Linked DNA regions of Homo sapiens: region 1 is linked to region 2. Evidence: read pairs that join two places in POLR2A ChIA-PET (ENCODE). Cell type or tissue: OCI-LY7. All regions are shown on one strand. Links, peaks and the distances in the headings refer to the core of each region. The heading gives the core; the rest is flanking DNA.

What was found. Peaks named below come from ENCODE experiments on the same cell type or tissue, not always from the same donor. Only the 100,000 strongest peaks of a DNase experiment are listed, where the experiment ranks them.
Region 1: POLR2A ChIA-PET joins it to region 2 with 6 read pairs; 5 of 35 experiments call an interaction of 5 or more read pairs at or near these places.

Annotation. Positions count from the first base shown.
Region 1 is chr4:39,752,363-39,757,744 of GRCh38, reverse strand. It overlaps UBE2K (ubiquitin conjugating enzyme E2 K), which reads right to left. Exons shown (of 7, transcript NM_005339.5): 4 at 2,006-2,088. Among named protein-coding and RNA genes, the nearest start is that of UBE2K, 57 kb to the right of the region's middle. In OCI-LY7, for the core only: no CTCF peak of the experiment used is centred there; a DNase peak (open chromatin) is centred at 3,214; H3K4me3 peaks cover 685 bases; H3K27ac peaks cover 1,192 bases.
Region 2 is chr4:39,959,881-39,965,262 of GRCh38, reverse strand. The region is part of intron 2 of PDS5A (PDS5 cohesin associated factor A); the gene reads left to right. Among named protein-coding and RNA genes, the nearest start is that of PDS5A, 15 kb to the left of the region's middle. RefSeq lists an enhancer at 3,220-3,279. In OCI-LY7, for the core only: CTCF peaks have their summits at 2,858 and 3,083; a DNase peak (open chromatin) is centred at 3,062; H3K4me3 peaks cover 1,285 bases; H3K27ac peaks cover 3,457 bases.

The sequences.
Region 1 (5,382 bases), core at 199-5,198, 210 kb after region 2:
CACTGAATCTTAGAGCTTTTAGAGGCCTTGGCGATAACCTAATGGATTAAAAACACTGACACTTAAGAAGTTCAATAAATTGGTAAAAGTCACAAATCAAAAGAGTAACAGAGAAGATAAAAAGTAAGTCTATTCCACACTGCTTTATGTTAGAAAGTCTTGATCTATATGGAATATAGAATATATTGAAATACAGATCAAGAAACCAGATCCCAAGAGATGATCTACTGAGGGACAGGATTTACTCAGATATACTACTGGAATAGAAAAAAAAAACAAAACAAAACCTGTAACTCTAGTCTGTTCATCCAGTTACTAAGTAAACCACTGGCCATACACTAAATACTGTCATTCCTATTTGATTTTCTTTCAGGTACCTTTTTTTCTCCCCTTTCTTAACAAATCAATCACATAGCTTAGGCCGGGTGTGGTGGCTCATGCCTGTAATCCCAACACTTTGGGAGGCTGAGGCAGGTGGATCACCTGAGCTCAGGAGTTTGAGACCAGCCTGGCCAACATGGTGAAACCTCATCTCTACTAAAAATACAAAAATTAGCTGGGCATGATGGCGCACGCCTGTAGTCCCAGCTACTCGGGAGGCTAAGGCAGGAGAATCGCTTGAACCCGGTAGGCAGAGGTTGCAGTGAGCCAAGATCGTGCCACTGCACTCCAGCCTGGGTGACAAGAGTGAAACTCTGTCTCAAAAAAAAAACAAAAAACAAAAAACAAAAAACAAAAAAAAAACACCCAAAAAAACATAGCTTAAAAATTCTAGTACCAAAAATAATATATAATCTTTAGAAGATTAGGCAGCCAGGCTGGGCCCATTAAACACAGTTTTGGCTCCAAGTCTTCTTACCAACTGCTGTTCTATTTTGTTCTGTTATACCTTCTCTTGTAAAAGAGTAAAATCAGAAGGAAAGGTCATAATAGACACTCACTTAATTGATTTTTTCTAGTTTTATGGTTTTCTCCCACTCCAATTACTTTTCATACCTTTGGTCTTAGTTTTTCCATCTATAAAATCATGTGCTAAATAATTAACTATCATCTTTATCATTGTCAGACTACACAAAGCTTCCAGCCTGGGCAACAGGAACCCTGTCTCTAAAAAAAATACAAACATTAGCCAGGTGTGGTGGTATGCGCCTGTATTCCCAGCTACTTGGGAGGCTGAGGTGGTAGGACTACTTGGGCTTTAGAGGTCAAGGCTGCAGTGAGCTGTGATTGCGCCACTGCACTCCAGCCTGGGCAACAGGGCAAGACCCTGTCTCAAAACAAACAAACAAAAACAAAAGCAAAGCTCTATTCTAAGGGAATTACATAAAGTAACTTATTTAATCCTCTGAGCTCTATGAAGTGGGTATCAACCCATTTTGCAGATGAGGACACTAAGGCACACAGACTTTAGGTAATTTGCTCATAACCATGCAGCTTGGTAAACTGGAGAGCCAAGATGTGAACCTGGTGGCTCCAGAGTAGGAACTCTTAAAACATTTAATGCTGTGCAGAGCAAATCAGACAAAAAAAGTGAAAGCACAATACCGCTATCCAAATGAAGACATCACCTACAAAGGTGCTCCTTGTTAGAATTCATAAACCAAAATCTTAACTGTGCTCAATTAACACAACCTGCAACAATTTTGTAACTTACATTCCATCTAAGGGGGATATGACTACTTCAATACTTACTTTCTACTTTTTTAGTCTTTCACAAATATCTTCTTAAGATAGCAAAGAATCAAATTTACCAAAATAACAAATGAAATCCAAGGCTTTTCAAAGTGTAAAGCTAGCATCTAACATTATCTAACAAGTTTCTATTTAAATATGGATTGTGATCTCAATTATAATGCATTTTCAGTTATGCACTTAAGAGACTTTTAAAGTTACTGCCCAAACAAGATAAAGTATAATATATGTTTTGAGGCAATTACACATTTAACACTCTTACAGTCTTGGTATTCATATGAGAAGGAGAGAAGGTGAATTCAAAATCTCTTACCATTGATCTTTCAGGATATCCAAACAAATAGCCCCTGTGACGGAACTAATATTAGGATGCCATATTTTAGTGATAAACCGGACCTAGAATATAAAGCACACTTGAGTTTTTCAGTAACAGAAATAAAACAGTTTAAGTAGAACTACAAGAAAATGAAATCTTCAAACTAAAAAAAGAAAGGTCCCTATATCTATTACATCATTTTGCCTAGGTGAAAGAAGGGGTGTAGAAGACAAAGGATCCAGTAAGCTGAATGTTGTCACTAACATATGTTGTTTTCAAACTCTTTAATAAATGTTCCGCCTTTAAACAAACCCAACAATTACTAGGAGCTTACAATTTACCTAGAATAATGGTAGATGCTATGAGAATACAACAGAGAATAAAATCCATTTTGGTAAATAAAATAGTACATAAAATAAAAACATAAATAGTAAATGGCACTTTTCTTCATGTGAGGCAGGGTGCAGAATAGGTTTGAGGAAAAAAGTAAGTAAAACCAGTGAATGGAAGCACAAATAGTAAGTGGCTGTGCTTCTCTTAATTTTTCTGTAGAATTTTTTCTCAAATTCTTATTATTGAAATGCCTATTATGATGTAGCAAACACTGAGGAGATACTAAGGCTTAGAGTTTAAGAAATCTAATTAAATAGCTAAACAGAGCACAATGTAAACTCCCACAATCTGATTCCAGATTCTGAGTCCAATCATCTCATTATTTGTCTCATTATGGAAGAATAACAAACCAACAAGTGAAAATGCTAAAACTCTAGGGGAACACCATGAAATTAAAGAGTTCATCAGCTCTTACTCATGAACTTTTGGAGGATCTTGTATTCCTATCTCTGACACATATGACAATGACCAGCTGAGCCCATATTCTTTGACACTTAGTAGATTAATTACTATGTGCCAATTAATGTTCTAAGAACTTCACAAAAATTAGCACTCACACACTGTAATCTCAACATTTTGGGAGGCTGAGGCGGGAGGATCACTTTAGCCCAAGAGTTTGAGACCAGCCTGGGCAACATAGTGAGACCATGTCTCTACAAATAAAAAAATTAGCTGGGCATGGTGGCACACACCTGTACTCCCAGCTACTAGGGAGCTGAGGCATGAGGATTACTTGAATCTGAAAGGTTGAGCTGCAGCAAGCCGTGATCGTGCCACTGTACTACAGCCTGGGCAACAGAACACGACCAACTGGAAAAAAACGGACTCTTTAATATATGCTCCTAAGCTATTTATGGAAAGAAGCTAAGAGTTTCCACTTCTCTCTTCTCTTTGTGACTTCTTGATTTGTTTACACTACCTATTTCTACTTCCTTACCTCCTGCTAACTCATATTCAATCTAAAAAGGCACTTTAATTCGCCAATGACTTTAAAATACCGAAAATAAGATACTTTCCATTCCTTCATTCTTGCTATGCTTGATTCTTTTCAGTCTTAATAATCTTACTACTTTCAAAGATACCTACTTCTCTCCATCCACCTTCTCATTAAAGGAGACAATCATTCATCATCTAGGTTACTACACAGTCTCCTGACTTTACTGCCTTCCCTTCTGTTCCCTCCAATTTATTTTCCGCACCAAAACTAAAGAGAGCCCTTTAAAACAAATCTGATTTGCATCACTATGCTGCTTTAAGGACCATTAATGACCTCTCATTCCCTTCATGTGGGCCCACTCTCTCTCTCTTTTTTTTTGAGAAGGAGTCTCGCGCTGTCGCTCAGGCTGGAGTCTGGAGTGCAGTGGCGCGATCTTGGAGCGCCAACATGGCAAGATGGGGTTTCGCCATGTTGGCCAGGCTGGTCTCAAACTCCTGACCTCAGGTGATCCACCCGCCTCGGCCTCCCTAAGTGCTGGGATTAGAGGCATGGAGCCATCATGCCCGGCCAAGCCCACACTCTTAACCTGGCCTTAGACTACTCCTGAAATCTCAATTTTTACCTCTATCCCACACTCCACTCTCCTGCTCAAAAAGTCATATTAAACTTTTCCCCTGTTCTGGGCCTTCATACATATTTGTTTTCTCAATAACATACCTCTGTGCCCTCTTCTCCCAACTAATTCCTACTCTTCAAGTTTCACTTTCCATATCACTTCTTCCTGATCTATTCCACACACCTGCAGTTTCCTTTGTCATAGTATATTAATTACACTTCTGTGATTTCTGCCTTGTTTGTCCGGTCTTCCCTAAAAGACACTGTATCCATCCTACTTAATAAAGCATCTCCAGATGTAAGCGACTCACATGGAATGAATGTGCACTTAATATTACGGCAAAAATGTTATTATAAGGCTAAATATCAAATACAATGCAAGCTAAGTAAGACAGTAATATAGGGCTTATGTACAACAAACATTTCTCCCTTTTTTCCCCCCCAGAGAAGGTCTCACTGCTGTGGCTCACTGCAACCTCAACTTCCCAGACTCAGGTGATCCATCTTAAAAGTAGCTGTGACTATAGGCACACACCACCACACCCAGCCAATTCTTTTATTTCTAATAGTGTTGGGGGTTTCACCATATTACCCAGGCTGGTCTTGAACTCCTGGGCTTAAGAGATCCACCCGACATAGGCTCCCAAAGTACTAGGATTATAGGCGTGAGCCACTGAGCCCACATCAAACATTGCTTTGTAAGAGATATAACCACACATTTCACATCTTAATACAGGTTGAGTATTTCTTTTTCTTTCTTTCTGTTTTTTGGAGACAGGGTCTCACTCCCGTTGCCCAGGCTGGAGTGGAGTGGTGCGATCATGGCTCACTGCAGTCCTAACCTTCTGGGCTCAGGCAATCCTCCCCTCTCGGCCTCCCAAACTGCTGGGATTACAGGCATGAGTGGGCCACAGTGCTTGGCCCATGCTGAGTATTTCTTATCTGAAAATCTGAAATCCAAAATGCTCCAACGAGCATTTTCTTTGAGTGACATGTAAACACTCAAAAAGTTTCAGATTTTGGAGCATTTCAAATCTCGGATTTTTGAATTTTGAATAATCAACCTCTATTTACTATTGAGTTCAATTCATAAACAAGCATATGCCATAATGTCAGAACTCAAGGAATTCACAGCATTTTATAACTTTAAAATGGTGGCTGGGCGCAGTGGCTCATGCCTGTAATCCCAGCACTTTGGGAGGGCGAGGCAGGTGGATCACAAGGTCAGGAGATTGAGACCATCCTGGCTAACACGGTGAAACCCCGTCTCTACTAAAAATACAAAAAATTAGCCGGGCGCGGTGGCGGGCGCCTGTAGTCCCAGCTACTCGGGAGGCTGAGGCAGGAGAATGGCGTGAACCTGGGAAGCGGAGCTTGCAGTGAGCCGAGATTGTGCCACTGCACTCCAGCCTGGGCGACAGAGCCAGAC
Region 2 (5,382 bases), core at 145-5,144:
GTAGTTTTAGGGTTTTCCACATAGTCTTTCTAGCAGAGTAGTTGGGCTAAGGGTTCCAAGACACCATGGAGGAGGTTGCCAGAAATTGGTCCAGAAATGGCATTATCACCTCTACCTTACTCTATTGGTTAAAAGAAAGTACTGTTGTCATAACCCAGCTCATACTCAAGGGGAGAAAAAAGATGAGCCTTACCTCTCAATAGAAGCAGGAAAGAATTTGTAGCCATGATTAGTCTACCACAGGAGCTCTTGTGACAAGTCAAAGTATGCTAACCATGTGTACTTTTAAATTATTATTTTATTATTATTATTATTATTTTTTGAGACAGAGTCTTTCTGTCACCCAGGCTGGAGTGCAGTGGCACGACCTCGGCTCACTGCAACCTCTGTCCCCCAAGTTCAAGCGATTGTCCTGCCTCAGCCTCCCAAGTAGCTGGGATTACAGGCATGTGCCACCATGCCCACCTAATTTTTATGTGTTTCACCATGTTGGCCAGGCTGGTCTCCCAAAGTGCTGGGATTATAGGTGTGAGCCACCACACCAGGGCATATTTTATTATTATTTTTTGAGATGGAGTCTTGCTCTATAGCCCAGGCTGGAGTGCACTGGCACAATCTCGGCTCACTGCACCTTCTGGGTTCAAGTGATCCTCTTGTCTTGGCCTTTGGAGTAGATGGGACTACAGGCGCAAAACCCCACCATGTACTTTTTAAATTTGTTGTAGTTTTGGGGGTCGCTCTACGTTGATCAGGCTGGTCTTGAACTTTTGGCCTCAAGCCATCCTCCCACCTCAGCCTCCGAAAGTGATGGGATTATAGGCATAAGCCTCTGAGTCTGGCTTGCATTGCTATTATGATATAATTTCTTCAGGCCCTTTCAGTATATAGGGCTGAGAAATACATCCCCCTTATTTACATAATTTAATCAGCCAGTCAGCCATGAGTTCAGTCTGTTACCTCCATTTGAACCTCTAGCACAGAGTACTTCTAAGCTTCCTCCATTCCATATTTCTGTCTTCTACAGGCAAAACCTGGATTTCCTCTAACATCCATAAGGTTATTTGTACTACCCTACTGTAAACACAGTCTAAATACAGAGCTACTTTACCAGTATCCTTTACAGAATTTCTCTGTGGTTCTTTTTGTCCCATGAAAAGTATATGAAGTACCATGTTTGTTAGTTAGTTAAATTTGAATTCTGTATGTTAATCAATTTTTATAAATAGCTAATTTCAGGCTGAGGCAGGAGAATCACTTGAACTTGGGAGGCAGAGGTTGCAGTGAGTCAAGATTGCTCCACTGCACTCCAGCCTGGTGACAGAGCGAGAGTCGGTCTGGGGGGGAAAAAAAAGCTAATTTCTTTGTGTTCTGTTTATCAATTTATATATCTATTTCTTGACGCTCCCTCTCCCCCACCCCCGCTTTTTGAGACTGAGTCCCACTCTGGTACCTAGGCTGGAGTGCAGTGGTGTGATCACGGCTCACTGCTGCAGCCTGGATCTCCATAGGCTCAGGTGATCCTCCTACCTCAGGCTCCCCAGTAGCTGAGACCACAAGCATGCACCACCATGCTGGGCTAATTTTTATAGTTTTTGAAGAGACAGGGTTTTGCCATGTTTCCCAGTCTGGGCTCAAGCATTCTACCCACCTCAACCTCCCAAAGTGTTGGGATTATAGGCATGAGCCACTGTGCCCAGTCAACCGTTTATTTCCACTGGCAAATGTAATCCTTGCTTTATTATTATTATTATTTTGAGAGTGGCTAGGATTACAGGCCACTGTGTGCAGCTAATTTTTTTTTTTGAGATGGAGTCTGGCTATTTTTGCCCAGGCTGAAGTGCAGTGGTGCAATCTCGGCTTACTGCAACCTCCGCCTTCTAGGTTCAGGCGATTCTCCTGCCTCAGCCCCCTGAGTAGCTGGTATTATAGGTGCCTGCCACCATGCCCGGCTAAATTTTTTTGTTATTTTAATACAGATGGAGTATCACCATGTTAGCCAGGCTAGTCTCGAACTCTTGACCTCAGGTGATCCAACTGCCTCGGCCTCCCAAAGTGCTGGGATTACAGCTGTGAGCCACTGTGCCTGGCCTAATTTTTGTATTTTTAAAAGAGACGGGGTTTCGCCATGTTGGTCCAGGCTGGTTTTGAACTCCTGACTTCCAGTGATCCACCTGCCTTGGTGTCCCAGAGTGCTGGAATTACAGGCGTGAGCCACCAGGTCGGCCTGATTTTTTTTTTTTTAATTGTGGTAAACATATAAAATTTACTCTCTTAACCATTTTTATTATTTTTTGTTTTTTTGAGGTGGAGTTTTGCTCTGTCGCCCAGGCTGTAGCACAGTGGTGCAGTCTTGGCTCACTGCAACCTCCACTTCCCAGGTTCAAGTGATTCTCCTGCCTCAGCCTCCAAAGTAGCTGGGACTACAGGCATGTGCCACGACCTCTGGTTAATTCCCCCTCTTCCTCGCCAGACGGAGTCTCGCTCTGTTGCCAGGCTGGAGTGCAGTGGTGTGTTCACTGCAACCTCCGCCTCCTGGGTTCAAGCGATTCTCGTGCCTCAGCCTCCCAACTAGATGGGATTACAGGCTTGTGTCACCACACCTGGCTAATTTTTGTATTTTTAGTAGAGACGGGGTTTCACCATGTTGGCCAGGATGGTCTCAACCTCCTGACCTTGTGATCTGCTCGCCTCGGCCTCCCAAAGTGCTAGGTTTACAGGCATGATCCACTGCGCCCAACCTGCCTACTTTTAATTTGCAGTCAAATAAGCTAATTAATGTTTTCCAATGAAGCCAACTTATTGCTTCCTGGCAACAAGAGTAGTTCTGTGTGAGAATAATTAAACATAAGTGTCATGTTGAGGTTCAGTGGGGTAAGAACTCTAGATTTCCTTAAAAACTCAGGAAGAGGCCGGGCGCGGTGGCTTACGCCTGTAATCCCAGCACTTTGGGAGGCCAAGGCGGGCGGATCACAAGGTCAGGAGATCAAGACCATCCTGGCTAACACAGTGAAACCCCGTCTCTACTAAAAATACAAAAATTAGTCGAGCGTGGCGGACTGTGTCTGTAGTCCCAGCTGCTGGGCAGGTGGAGGCAGGAGAATGCCGTGAACCCGGGAGGCGGAGCTTGCAGTGAGCTGAGATTGTGCCACTGCACTCCATCCTGGGCAACAGAGCGAGACTACGTCTCAAAAAAAAAAAACAAAAACTCAGAATTGAGTGATACCTTTTTAGTTTGGAGAAATGCGGGTAGGAAGGGATGGGGATAGAATTTTAATAACAGAAATAATGTTGAAAGCTTCAAGCCTCACTTAGGTCTTAATTGAAGATCTTGAATTAAATAGAAATTAGGTTAAGGCTTATTAAAAACCATATATGAAGTAAGTAACATTGACATGTATGAAGGCCAATACTATGATTTATATATCTTGTATCAGAAATCTATATAATGCTCACAGTAAGAGAACAGGTTTAAGGACATTAATGAATTTTATTTCTGTTGGCTTTTATTTTCACAGTTAATTGTTAAACAGTTTGGCTGAGGTTATTGGCACATTAAAATATTTCCACATGGCTGGGTGCGGTGCCACATGCCTGTAATCCCAGCACTTTGGAAGGCCAAGGCAAGAGGATCACTTGAGCTCTGTAGTTCCAGACCAGCTTGGGCAAAATAGTGAGACCCAGACTCTATTAAAAAGGAAAGATGGCCAGGCACGGTGGCTCATACTTGTAATCTCAGCATCTTGGGAGGCCGAGGTGGGCTGACCACCAGAGGTCAGGTGTTCGAGACCAGCCTGGCCAACATGGCGAAACCCCGTCTCTACCAAAAATACAAAAAAAATTAGCGGGCATGGTGGCGGGCGCCTCCCAGCTACTGAGGAGGCTGAGACAGTGAGCCGAGATGGCGCCACTACCCTTCAGCCTGGGCGACATAGCAAGACTCCATCTCAAAAAAAATAAATAAATAAAAAATAAAAGGAAAGAAAAGATTTCTTGAATTCCCTGGTGCAGAAAGATAAAATTAATGGAGTGAGTGGAGTTTTTACAATATATGAAATCCAAGATTATACTTTTCAGGGATCAATTCTACAGTTCGTTACAATATATGAAATCCTGATAGTTTTTATTTGCTGAAGACAACAGATCAAGAAAGTTCTAGCTAGTTGTGGTGGCTCATGCCTGTAATCACAGCACTTTGGGAGAGCGAGGTGGAGGATTGCTTGAGGCCAGGAGTTCAAGGCCGGTGAGACCCCCACCTCTACAAAAAATAAAAAATTAGGCTGGGTGTGGTGGCTCACGCCTGTACTGCCAGCACTTTGGGAGGCCGAGGCAAGTGGATCACGAAGTCAAGAGATCAAGACCATCCTGGCCATGATGGTGAAACCCTATCTCTACTAAAAATACAAAAATTAGCTGGACTTGGTGGCGTGTGCCTGTAGTCCCAGGTACTCAGAAGGCTGAGGCAGGAGAATAGCTTGAACCCGGGAGGTGGAGGTTGCAGTGAGCTGAGATCACACCACTGCACTCCAGCCTGGGCGACAGAGTGAGACTCCGTTAAAAAAAAAAAAAATTAGCTTTGTATGGTGGCAGGTGCCTGTAGTCCCAGCTACTTGGGAGGCTGAGGTGGGAGTATCACCTGAGCAGTGAGCTAGGATTGCACCATTGCACTCTAGCCTGTGTGACAGAGGAAGACCCTGTCTCTTAAAAAAAAAAAATGTTCAAGATAACTGTTGCAATAGAAAGTTGAACATAAGCATAATGAAGAAATTTTCTAAATTTCTTTCCCTTGCTGTTGGCATTCGGTCTTTGACATTAATTCATAGCTTCCTAGCTAGTTTGCTTCTACACAGTTACAATTGTGCCTAGACCCAGAATCCCTCAGCCTTTGGAACTTATACACATATCATTGTTTTTGTGTATTATGTGATATTTTAAAAGTTGGTAACTTCCATAATATATGTGTTTTTTTGTTTTTGTTGTTTTTGTTTTTGTTTTTTGAGACAGAGTCTCACTCCGTCACCCAGGCTGGAGTGCAGTGGTACAATTTCGGCTCACTGCAACCTTTGCCTCCTGGGTTCAAGCGATTCTGTGTCTTAGCCTCCCGAGTAGTTGGGATTACAGGTGCGTGCCACCACGCCCAGCTACTTTTTGTGGTTTTCTTGTTTGTTTTTTTGAGACGAAGTCTCACTCTGTTGCCCAGGCTGGAGTGCAGTGGCGCGATCTCAGCTCACTGCAACCTCCACCTCCCAGTTTCAAGCGATTCTCCTGCCTCAGCCTCCCAAGTTGGTGGGACTGCTGGTTACGTACCACCATGCCCACCTAATTTTTGTATTTTTAGTAGAGATGGCGGGGTTTCACTGTGTTGGCCAGCCTGGTCTTGAACTC